2 separate regions of the Homo sapiens genome follow, and region 1 is linked to region 2. Evidence: read pairs that join two places in POLR2A ChIA-PET (ENCODE). Cell type or tissue: PC-3. All regions are shown on one strand. Each heading gives the region's core, and the rest is flanking DNA. Links, peaks and the distances in the headings are about the cores only.

Region 1 (5,000 bases), core at 1-5,000, 220 kb after region 2:
AGCTCACTGCAAACTCCGCCTCCCGGGTTCAAGTGATTCTCCTGCCTCAGCCTCCCGAGTAGCTGGAATTACAGGCGTGCGGCACCATGCCTGGGTAATTTTTGTTGTTTTTTAATTTTTTTTCAGTAGAGACGGGGTTTCACCATGTTGGCCAGGCTGTCTCAAATTCCTGACCTCAAGTGATCTGCTGGCCTCGGCCTCCCAAAGGCATGAGCCACTGCACCCGGCCTCCATGAGTTTTATAAGCCATCCTAGCAAACTAATAAAACCTGAGAAGGGGTAGTGAAAAGTGATTTACAGACAGTTGATTACCAGTTTAGGTGACAACCTACTATTGGCATCCCAAATGGGGGCAGTATTCTAGGACTGAGCCCTTAACCTATGGGGTCTGCACTAACTCCAGGTAGATAGTGTCAGAATTGAACTGAATTATTCTAGGACACCCAGTTGGTGTGTGATGGGAAAAACCCACACGTTTTGGTGACCAGAAGTGTGTTGAGTGTTGAATGTGAATGTAGAAGGAAAAACTTTTGCCTCAGTTGGTTTTTTCTTTAGAGTTGTTTTGTCTCTGTTAGGTAATCAGCTATTTTTTTCTCTGCTATTAAGAATCCAGTCTTTAGTAATATATCATACCTTATTAATTTTAAACTTTTAATCTATTAGCAAAGAAACATTGCTTAGCTTATTAAAATTATATGTAAAGTAAAAACTAATAGAACTTCTTATCCTTAAAACCTTTTTTTCTATGCAGAGAACCAGAACTTTCTGACAGCTATTTCAACTATCAAAAGACCTTTTGCTCCCTCATTTCCTAGACATTTTCCACAGAGTTTATAATATTGGACGTCAGATTTAGGGAAAAGTGGAGTATTACTGTTTTGTTTGTTTTTGCTTTTTTGAGACAGGGTCTGGGTCTGTCACCCAGGCTGGAGTGCAGTGGCATGATCACGGCTCACTGCAGCCTCGACCTCCCAGGCTCAAGGGATCCTCCTACCTCAGTCTCCCCAGCAGCTGGGACTACAGACGCATGCTACCACGCCTGGCTAATTTTTGTATTTTTTGTAGACACTGTGTTTCGCTATGTTGTCCAGGCTGGTCCCGTACTCCTGGGCTCAGGTGATTTCCGCCTCTCGAGGTGTTAGGATTACAGGCATGAGCCACCTCGCCCAACGAGTATTATTATTATTATTGTTTGTTTGAGACAGAATCTCACTCTGTCACCTAGGCTGGAGTGTAGTGGTGCAATCTCAGCTCACTGCAACCTCTGCCTCCCATGTTCAAGTGATTCTCCTGCCTCAGCCTACTGAGTAGCTGGGACCACAGGCCTGCGCCATTACGTCCGGCTAATTTTTGTATTTTTAGTAAAGACAGGGTTACGCCATGTTGGCCAGGTTGGTCTCAAACTTCTGAGCTCAAAGTGATCCACCCGCCTCGGCTTCCCAAATTGCTGGGATTACAGGTGTGAGACACCGCACCTGGCCTATTTTGTATTTTTAAAAAGCCTTTATTTAATAGGTTTTGCCACTAGTTTTCTTTCTTAATTTAAATCGTATTTTTAAATTTGTGGTAAAATATACATTACATAAAACTTACCATTTTAACCATTGTAACCATTACAAATTCTCATTTTGTACAATTATGAAAACAATTTGGGTACCAGGGGAGAAAATCTTCAGTATTAAATTTCAATTCTTATTCATGTTTTCCAATATTAAAATCATGAGACTGTACATTTTCCTCTGATTTTAATTTATTTCTAATTGCTTTGCTTTTAGCTATTTTGGAAAACTGAATCTCCAGGAAAATACAGCAACAGCCTCTAATGCATAGTTAGGGAAGGCCCAGGGTTCCAGCAACTTTCCAGGGCAACCACCTGACCAGTCCCCGCAGACCTCCCTTTCCAGCCACCTCCAGAGACTCCAAGTGTAGCTTCATTCTCCAAATAGCCACTCTGCTTCTCAGATGAGTAATAAACTATGTGGTTGCGTAAGTCAGAATTGCTCAATAATTTGAGAAGATTCATTCCCAGAAAAGCTCAAAGATACACTATGAAGATACAAATCACATTCTGCATTTACAGAATTCTTGTGTTGACACTTACGTTAGTAAGAGAAGAATTGCTAAAACAATTTTTTTTCTTACCACGTCCCCCGAAAGCTTACTCTGTCTGCTGAGTGAGCTATGACAGCAACACCAACTATTTACTCATTTCTCATTACGTTTACAGTTGGCTGCAACTTCCATTTCATTTGCAGACCTGAGCAGAATGCTGCTTTGTCTATAATTAAAAGAAACATCCCATTGAAAAGGTGAAGTTTTAATTCTATATGCTCCAAAACCTTCCATTTAAATTTTTTATCAAACGTTTGCAGTAAACATTGGTAAAACTTGCTTTAGGAGCAACAGGGTAAGGCCCAAACTCTCATCTCAACAAGAATCCATTTCCATAACAAAACTAATATTTTCAAAGTCATCTGAGTTAATCTAAATTGACAATACATATTTAATTGTGTAACTGTAAAGGAAACATTTTCATGATATGTTTTTAAACTTTGAATTTAAAATTAACTACTAAATGTTGTTTTGGTTGTTATTTTACAGCTCCTTTTAAGACCAGTATTTTTTTTTTTTTTTTTTTGAGATGGAGTCTCGCTCTGTTGCCCAGGCTAGAACGCAGTGGTGCGATCTCAGCTCACCGCAAGCTCTGCCTCCCGGGTTCACGCCATTCTCCTGCCTCAGCCTCCCGAGTAGCTAGGACTACAGGCACCCGCTACCACGCCCAGCTAATTTTTTTTTATATTTTTAGTAGAGAACAGGGTTTCACTGTGTTAGCCAGGATGTTCTTGATCTCCTGACCTTGTGATCCCGCCTCGGCCTCCCAAAGTGCTGAGATTACAGGCGTGAGCCACCATGCCTGACCTTAAGACCAGTATTTTGCTTTATCAGCCGGGCGAGGTGGCTCACGCCTGTAATCCTAGCACTTTGGGAGGCCGAGGTGGGAGGACTGTCTGAGCTCAGGAGTTCGAGACCAGCCTGGGCAACATGGTGAAACCTGTCTCTACTAAAATACAAAAAAAAAAATTAGCCGGGTGTGGTGGTGTGTGCCTATAGTCCCAGCTACTCCAGAGGCTGAGGCAGGAGAACTGCTGAACCCGGGAGGCCGAGGCTGCAGTGAGCCAAGATCATGCCACTGCACTCCAGCCTGGGTGAAAGAGTGAGACTCGTCTCCTAAAAAAAAAAAAAAAACCCTCAGTATTTTGCTTTATCAACCAGAGCTGATAAATAAAAACCGAATGAGTTATCTTTGCCTGCTTGATAAATGGGTTTGATAATGAAAACCATGATGAGATTATGATAAGGTGATTCACCTGCAGAAGTGGAAGCCGGCCAGTAACCAAGAGGCTGCCAAATTTCAGAGAGCAAAGGGAAATCTACACAAATCAGGATGCAGTCTCTGCAGATCGTATTTGATAGTTGGTAACCCCAGGCCAAAAAGAGTTCTTGGGTTTGAGGTTGGAACTCGAAAAATGTCCTAGAGCTAATAGCCTTCAGAAAGACATTGGTGGGAGGAAGAACTAATGTTTGAGGTAAAGATACTTGGAAGGAGAAAAGGACAGAACAAAGTCACAGAGAAAGCCTGGTATTTGAGGCATGCAGATAATGGACTTCTGAGAGAGCAGGGAAGATGTTAGAGAAATAGGGAAATGAAGTAAACAAAGAAGTAGACAGATGAGATGGCACAGCTCTGCGATTATGTACAGTCAAACAAATACTTGGGGAGTAAGCTGTAAAAATTATTTCGGAGAGCCCAGCATGGTGGCACATGCCTGTAGTCCCAGCTACTTGGGAGGCTGAGGCAGGAGGATCACTTGAGCCCAGGTCCAATGAAATGGCTATTTCCTGCATAGGATCTGTCCCCATACCCTGCTTGTGCCTTTCCAGGCCTGGATGTCCCCTCCCCAGTTTCTCTTTTGGTTGAAATCCTTCTCATTTGCAGTAGGCAGAATAATAGCCACCCCCAAAGATGTCCATGCCTTAATGACTGAAACCAGTGACTGTGTTACCTGACTTGGCAAAGGGGGAGCTGTAGATGTGGTTGTGGTTACAAACCTTAAACGGGGGAGACTATGCTGGATTATTCAGGTGGGGCCCAGCGTAGTCAAATGGGTCCTTAAAAGCAGTAGAAGGCAGAAGGGGAGGCTAGAAAGATGCAACAGCAAAAGAAGGACTTGACCCTGCTGCTAGTTTTGAAGATGGAGGCCACAAGTCAAGGGATGCAGCAGCTTCCAGAAGCTGAGAACAGCCAGCAAGAAACACTCCCCAGTCCTAAAACCACAAAGACCTGAATTAGGCTAAAAGCCCAACTAGCAGGAACAGCCCCTTTGCTAGAGCCTCCAGGAAGGGATGCAGCTCTCCAGCTCCTTGGTTTTAGTCCAACAAGATCAACATTGGGCTTCTGACCTACAGGACTATAAGATAATCAAGTTATGTTGCTTTCAGCCACTAAGTTTGTGGTTCAGTAGTCCCCCCTTACCTGTGACTTTGCTTTTCACAGATTCAGTTACCTACTGTCAACCAAGGTCAGAAAATAGGTGAGTACAATACAGTAAGATATTTTGGGAGAGAGAGAGACCAAATTCACATAACTTTTATTACAGTATATTGTTATAATGGTTAATGGTTCTATTTTATTTTTAGTTTTTTTTTCTTTTCTTTTTTTTTTTTTTCTGAGATGGAGTCTCACTCTGTTGCCCAGACTAGAGTCCAGTGGCACGATCTCAGTTCACTGCAGCCTTCGCCTGCTGGGTTCAAATGATTCTCTTGCCTCAGCCTCCCGAGTAGCTGGGACTACAGGTGCACGCCACCACGCCCAGCTAATTTTTGTATTTTTAGTAGAGACGGGGTTTCACCATGTTGGCCAGGCTGGTCTCAAACTCCTGACCTCAAGTGATCCGCCCATCTTGGCCTCCCAAAGTGCTGGGATTACAGGGCGTGAGCCA
Region 2 (7,866 bases), core at 7-5,006:
TTAATTTTTTCTACTTTTCAAATCTCTCTTAAAAGTCACCTTTATAAAGAAAGTTTATAGCCAATACTAAATCAATGTTCTGATCAGTTATCATTCTCCTTTCTTACAGAGGTTTTAATCATCTTGTTCACTGTCATTTATATCTGAGACTATGAAAACATTAAGTAAATTCTTGAACCACTTACAAATTCTTAACAGTCCAAGAAGAAGAGAGGATGATATAAGAAAATGTCTGAACTTCATTTTTTAGGCCTTCCTATTGAGCTAGTTTCAAGCTACTGGGCAAGGACAAATAGGGACAGTGTATGCATTTAACCTGCCATATAGAGAATATTTTTCACATTTAATGTTTTTAATGTAGTCACCAAAATAAATTTCATCCTGCAATCCTGAAATTAAATTCTACTTCCCACTGAAGTATACTGATTTCCTACTATTACAGTAGTTCTCAGCCCTGGTATTAAAAATTTGACTTTAGGCCAGGCATGGTTGGCTCACACCTATAATCTTTGGGAGGCCAAGGTGGGCAGATTGCTTGAGCCTGGAAGTTTGAGACCAGCTTGGGCAACATAGCAAAACCCTGTCTCTACAACAATACAAAAAATTAGCTCAGTGTGGTGGCATGCACCTGTAGTCCCAGCTACTCAGGAGGCTAAGGTAGAAGAATCACCTGAGCATGGGGAGGTCAAGGCTGCAGTAGGCCAAGACTACACCATTGCCCTCCAGCCGAGGCAACAGAGCAAGACCCGGTCTCACAAAAAAAAAAAAAAAAAAAGAAAGAAAGAAAGAAAGAAAGACAGAAATTTGACTTTAAAAAAAACTTTGGAGTCTTTCATGAGAATATTACATTTATCCACTATTCTCAAAGTGTACACACTATGAAGAGAGCAAAATCTTCTCTAACTGAACAGCTATATCTGTTCCAATCATTCTCAGAAGATCAGTTATTTCAGTGGCTCCAAAAAAATCCAATTGCCAGGTTGCAGTGGGACTAGTTTTTGTGCTGGGTCAAATTACCCAAGGGGAAAGGAAGCAGAGAACTCAGTTCCCAAGTATGTGCTCATTCCTGAGAGAGGCAAGGGACTCTTGACCCTTCGCCTGCGCCGTCCCAGTGCCAACAAGCTACTTGTAGGGGGTGAGGGCAGGCCGCATAAATTCTACCCCAATACCAAAATCCTGGCTGGAATGATCACCAAACTAACAAGGGAAAGGCATTAGTCATAAATAGATAGATCTCAGAGTTACTAGTAATGTTCCTCAAGTTTAAATCCTGTCTGTCACAAGGAGCTGGACTCCTTTACTGCACACTGTCAAAATGAAACAAGATGTTCTTAAGTGAAATCTAAAATATGAAGTGCAACTTGATTCAGGGCATTGGGGGCAAGGATAATATTTCCAAGTAGCAGCCTCAGTTGCAAACCTTTTCTCTGCTATTTTTATCTAAGTATATCCACCACTTCTTTTTCCCCAGGCTATCGATGATGACCAACATTGGATAATGCACATGGCCATTAGTTTGGAAGCAAATTCGAACAAATTCATAGAAATGACAAGATTACCATTATACAACTCGTGTAGACACTGCTGAAGCATCAGCATCTCATGAACAAATCTTATAATATTTGGTAATATTATATTTGGTATATTTGAATATTATGGTATATTTGATTATAATATTTTATAACATTTAAATAATGATTATGAATATTTATGGCAACATGGAAAATACAGAATCAAATGAGAAAGCAAGGTACACCACATCTATATTATATACATATATTAAAAAAGACTAGAAGAAAACCTGAACAAATGAAAATTGCTTGACTGAGAGCCTTTTCACTTTTTTTATGTAGATATCCATTATTCTTGCTATAATGCTATTTGTGTAACAGAAAATATAAATTGTTAATATTTATAAATACAAATAGCACACTTAACCACAGTGGGATTACCACTACTTATCAACTGGCTGACTTCATGGAAAATGCTTTTGCGGTCAATTGATTTATCTAAAGCTCATGACATGCTGATCAGAAATGGAGACTATATCTACTACCACAATTTATATTACTCTAAGTAAAAATAGCTTCCCATGGCCAGCCGTGGTGGCTCACATCTGTAATCCCAGCATTTTGGAAGGCTGAGGCAAGAGATCACTTGAGCCCAGGAGTTCGAGACCAGCCTAGGCAACATAGTGAAACCTCATCGCTACAAAAAAACTTTAAAAATTAGCCAGGAGTGGTGGCTTGTGCCGATAGTCCCAGCTACTCAGGAGAGACTAAGGTGGGAAGACTGAGCCCATGAGGTCGGGGCTGCAGTGAGCTGTAATCATATCACTGCACTCCACAGACTGTGCAACAGAGCAAGTGAGACCCTGTCTCAAAAAAAAAAAAAAAATAGCTTCCTACCCAGGTACAGTAGCCTGTACCTTAATCCCAGCTACTCGAGAGGCTGAGGTGGGAGGTGGGAGGATTGGCTGAGCCCAGGAGACTGAGGCTGAAGTGAGCTATGCACCACTGCATTACACCCTGTCTCTTAAATTTAAAAAAAGTAGCTCCCCATAATTTTCACCTCAAAAATTTAATATGAACCCTTCTTTCAAGAAATATTCCCACTTCATAAAATCAAAATGACTTATAGAATGTAAAGATTCAAACATATATACTTTCAAATTTATTAGTTTTATACAAAAATTAAATTTCACAATACTAAGATTAAGTAAAGGGGCCATAAAATTAAATTATCGGTCTTTAGAATGACACTATCCAATACGTTTGTCACTAACTATGTGTGGCTATTTGAATTTAAATTAAAATTTAAAAAATTAGAAAATTCAGTTCTTCAGTCACCCTAGCCACATTTCACATCACCAACTGCCACAAGTGGCCAGTGTAGTGGCTACATATTGGGGAGCACAGACATAGAACACTTCTTTCAACACAGTAAGTTCTACTGGACAGCACTACTCTTGAAATTTGCCACAAAAATGGCATAAAACTTAATATCACACAATCAAAAATCAAGATGTAAATAAAAATGTTCTGTATCTTGACTATGGTAGGAGTTTACTGGTATACACAACAGTCACAACTTAACGAGGTGTGCATTTTAGACAGACATAGTAATGCATGTAAATTACTTCTCAATAAAGTTAAGGAAAAAAAAGAACAAACACAAGACCATTGATGAATTTCTAAGGAAAACAAAAAACACGTAGGGTATATATAGTAAGTTCCAAAGTCCTGATCAGCTTGCTTACAGATTCCGTGGGTCTAGACTCCTGAGGTATCAGTCTGCGGTCCTAAGCAGAGTGGAGGCAGATGGCTGGGAGAGTGAGTTGAGCGCATAGCTGTGTGCGGTGAAAAGTGATGGACAGGAAGGCAGAAGAGAAGAGATCCAAGATATTGTGGAAAGCAAGGGACAATGTATGTGGCCCTCCTAAAATACACCACAGCATCTCAACCTCAAAGCATCAACTACATCGTTAAAATCACATCCATTAACTGAGGGGCCACTGAAGACAAAAGGAATTAACAAACAGTTATAAGGTACATAGCCTCACATAGATATCTTTAAAATGATTAAATAAATTGTAAAGGTAATAAGCTACCCAAAATACTTAAAGATGTAATAATATCCGAGACTCAGAATGGCCAAGTATTACCAATCTCAATTCTATATGAGTTAAATATCATTCAGGTGATAAAAGTTGATAGGTTAAACAAAGAATCACAGCTAATCATTAATAGCAACCGCAACTCCTCCTGCCTCAGACAGAGTGATTACAACCAAACAGCCACTCTCCAGGCACAACTCCAGCTCTCTAAAAGGTGGACAGGAGAGTGGAGAGGGTGGGAGAACCATGCTTCCCAAACTAATTCAGCCAAGAACAATAACCCCTAATTTGTTCAGTTGACAGTAACTCCTGAAGTCCCATGGCCTATTAGGACAGCAACTTTTAATTATTTTCATGTCAGATATTTTCTACTTTATTCAAACACTTCTGTATTCACTAGTAGCTGTCAAAGGTTTATTAGAAATGGCAAAACAAAGTTCAATAGAAACGGCTAACAATATTATGGCATATTAACTTATAATATTTTATAACAATTAAAATAATGATTATGAATATTTATGGCAACATGGAAAATACAGAATCAAACGAAAAAGCAAAGTACACTGCATTTATATTATGTACATATATATTTAAAAAGACTAGGCCAGGCGCAGTGGCTCACACCTGTAATACCAGCACTTCGGGAGGCAGAAGCAGGCGGATCACCTGAGGTCGGGAGTTTGAGACGAGCCTGACCAACATGAAGAAACCCTGTCTCTACTAAAAATACAAAATTAGCCAGGTGTGGTGGCACATGCCTGTAATCCCAGCTACTTGGGAGGCTGAGGCAAGAGAATTGCTTGAACCCGGAAGGCAGAGGTTGCGGTGAGCCAAGATCATGCCATTGCACTCCAGCCTGGGCAACAAGAGCAAAACTCTTGTCACAAGGGAAAAAAAAAAAAAAAGACTAGAAGAAAACCTGAACAAATGAAAATTGCTTGACTGATAGCTTTTTCACTATTTTTATGTAGATATCCATTACTCTTGCTATAATGCTATTTGTGTAACAGAAAATATAAATTGTTAATATTTATAAATACAAATAGCACACTTACCACAGTGGGATTGCCACTACTAATCAACTGGCTGACTTCATGAAAAATGCTTTTGCAGTCAATTGATTTATCTAATGATCCTCTTTTTACAATTACTGCTACTGCTAGTAGAATCTGTTCCCGAACATACTTTTGAAGGCTGTAAAACATAAAAATCATTGTGAAAAATTTACCTAAATCTAATACAAGAATACTCCCAAACTTCTCTCTATGCCTGAAGCTACTAATAACATTGCTTACATGTGAGAGTAGAAGAGCCAAAGGGTTATGTACAGACTCCAAAGCCAGGAGGCCTGGGTTCAAACCCAGGCTCCATTGTGGACGGGCTGTATGACCCTGGGCAAGACAGTTAGCATTCAGGGCCTTGGTTTTCAATCTGTAAAATGAGAATAACACTACTAGTGTTATTATAAGGGTTAAATGTTCCTAGAACTGTGCCCAGTACATACTAAGCACTATACAAGTGTTATTTGCTCCAGGAAGTGTTCAACAGATGTAAGTCAGCTCCCTGTTAAATATTTGTAGGGAAAAAAATCACTAAGATTAAGATTCCACTAGTCTGGAGATAAATTCTGATCTAACCTACGTCTACAACTACTAATCTAATCCTAAATCCCATTTCCCTTTAATGTGAAAAGGCAACATACTAGCTATCCGAGATACATCATTATGGAAACATAAAATTGTAAAACACACACACACAAACATTCAAAATGTTCATATCTAGGTTCTGTTCCTCCATGTGATGACAGAAGCACCCATCCCAAGTGGAGGCATTTTACCAAGCCCATTTGACCACAAGGGCACAGAAACTTAATTGACTTTTCACAATCTTTTCTGAAAGATAAGGATCAGAAAACATAATCCCAAACTTTATAATCTAGCCTCTGGAATCCCACAAAGATACAACCACCAAGTGCCCCTGGAATAAACCCAAACCCCTTAACATGGCTTATAAGCAGTGGGAACCATTCTAGCTTTCCTGGGACAGCCTCAATTCACCTGTTGCCCCAAATAATTATTAGTCGTTCTTTATTTCACTCTCAAAAGTGTCCCAGTTTGGAGACCCACCTATAGCCACCAGTGGCTGCTCCTCTCCTTGACTTCTGCCCTTCCACACACACGCACAACTGCAGACATATTGACCTTTCAGTTCCTCACTCCACACTCTTTTGACTTCCAGGCCTCTGAACTTCTATTCCCTCTCCCAAGATTATGACGTCACTTTCTCCAGAAAGTTATTACTAAGGGCTCCCACGGCACCCTCACATGACAGGACATATCTGTTACTACTGGTTCACTAGCTCCCAGATCAGCCACCCACTCTATGCACACTAGCATATGCAAAGCACACTACCTGCTGCATAACATGCATTTATTAGATATTTATACAGATGAATAAATATGTCTCCCTATCGTCAAGACTGAAGTGAAAAAACATTCCTTCAAAACATACACTTGAACCATTTATCTTTCACTCATTAAGCAAATAAATGCAGAGATCCTACTATGCATAAGAATATTAGTTGGCCAAAGGGAATTTCTGTACTTTTAGGGGGACAGAATAGTTTCATAGGCACTGACTACTACTAGAAAATGTACATAAAGCTGAAGACTATGACTACAAATGTACACAAACATAGTTTTAAATATCTCTACTGGCAAGAATTAAAATTATTATTAGAATAAATAATAGCTACCATTTATTGAATGCTTACTATATGCAAGAATTTATATGAACTGGTTTCACAAATATTAACACATCTAATCCCCATGATACTACTACTATTATTCACTCCATTTAAAAATCAAATCAGAAGGCCGGGCGCAGTGGCTCACGCCTGTAATCCCAGCACTTTGGGAGGCCAAGGCAGGCGGATTACGAGGTCAGGAGATAGAGACCATCCTGGCTAACACGGTGAAACCCCGTCTCTACTAAAAAAAAAAAAAATTAGCCAGGCGTGGTGGCAGGCACCTGTAGTCCCAACTACTCGGGAGGCTGAGGCAGGAGAATGGCATGAACCCGGGAGGCGGAGCTTGCAGTGAGCTGAGACTGCGCCACTGCACTCCAGCCTGGGCAACAGAGCGAGACTCCATCTCAAAAACAAACAAAAAAATCAAATCAGAAAATTAATGCACAAAGAAGTAATCTGCCCAATGCTGCAGAGTTAAGTGGCAGAAGTAGGGTGCAAATCCCTTTCTTGACCACTATGCTACACTTGCCTCTTTCATAAAGGACATTGTGCATTTCACTGTATACAAATTTTATTTCAATTAAGAGGAAAAAATAAAAAAGAAAAAATTCTGTGCATGTAATGGGAAGTACACATTATTTATGTAATAGTCTACTACATAGCCTATAGTATTCTACCTATGCAGTATGCCAAAAACGTTTAACTTGAATCTAATCCACACTGTAGGGCATTCTACAAGATACAAATATCTGTGTCATGAAAGGCAAAAAAGAGCACACAATTATTCTAGATTAAAAGAGACATGACTAAATACACTGTACAATCTCTGGCTCACCTAGATTAAAAAAAAACCTACTGTACCTAAATAAAGCAAATATTAATAGATCTGAAGTGACAGACTGCAATACCAAAAAAAAAGTATAAAGGAAAAAGGATGTAAATATTATTCAGACAATTGGGAAACTCAGAATATGGAATCAGAATTGTTAGATCATATAAATATGCCAATTATATCAAGAGTATTGAGATTATGCTTTCAGAAGAGACACGTTCAAGAACTTTAAGGCTAAAGTATCATGATGTCTGTGGCACTCTCGAATAGTTAAGGGTAAAAAATGTACATATACATAAGAGAGAAATTAAATGTGACAAAATGTTAACTGAGCCTCTACTGGAAAAAGGGTGTGTTTACCACCACATTCTGGCCTGGGCAACACAGCAAGACTCTCTCTCTTAAAAAAAATGTTTGAGATAAAAAATATGTATGTAAGCCAGGTGTGGTGGCTCATGCCTGTAATCTTAGCACTTAGGGAGGTCAAGGAGGGCGGATCATGAGGTCATGAGTTCGAGACCAGCCTGGCCAAAATGGTGAAACCCCGTCTCTACTAAAAATGCAAAAAATTAGCTGGGCATGGTGGCGCATGCTTGTAATCCCAGCTACTCCAGAGGCTGAGGCAGTAGAATCGCTGGAACACAGGAGGCAGAGGTTGCAGTGAGCCAA

What was found. ChIA-PET counts read pairs that join two places held together with the same protein. Peaks named below come from ENCODE experiments on the same cell type or tissue, not always from the same donor. Only the 100,000 strongest peaks of a DNase experiment are listed, where the experiment ranks them.
Region 1: POLR2A ChIA-PET joins it to region 2 with 9 read pairs; 2 of 35 experiments call an interaction of 5 or more read pairs at or near these places.

What each region holds. Positions count from the first base shown.
Region 1 is chr13:21,067,749-21,072,748 of GRCh38, forward strand. LOC105370104 (a long non-coding RNA gene) reads left to right here. Exons shown (of 4, transcript XR_941728.1): 2 at 2,228-2,309; 3 at 4,556-4,592. Among named protein-coding and RNA genes, the nearest start is that of LATS2, 8.7 kb to the left of the region's middle. In PC-3, for the core only: no CTCF peak of the experiment used is centred there; DNase peaks (open chromatin) are centred at 2,043 and 3,403; H3K4me3 peaks cover 771 bases; H3K27ac peaks cover 1,270 bases.
Region 2 is chr13:20,850,956-20,858,821 of GRCh38, forward strand. It overlaps XPO4 (exportin 4), which reads right to left. Exons shown (of 23, transcript NM_022459.5): 4 at 4,672-4,810. Among named protein-coding and RNA genes, the nearest start is that of XPO4, 48 kb to the right of the region's middle. In PC-3, for the core only: no CTCF peak of the experiment used is centred there; no DNase peak of the experiment used is centred there.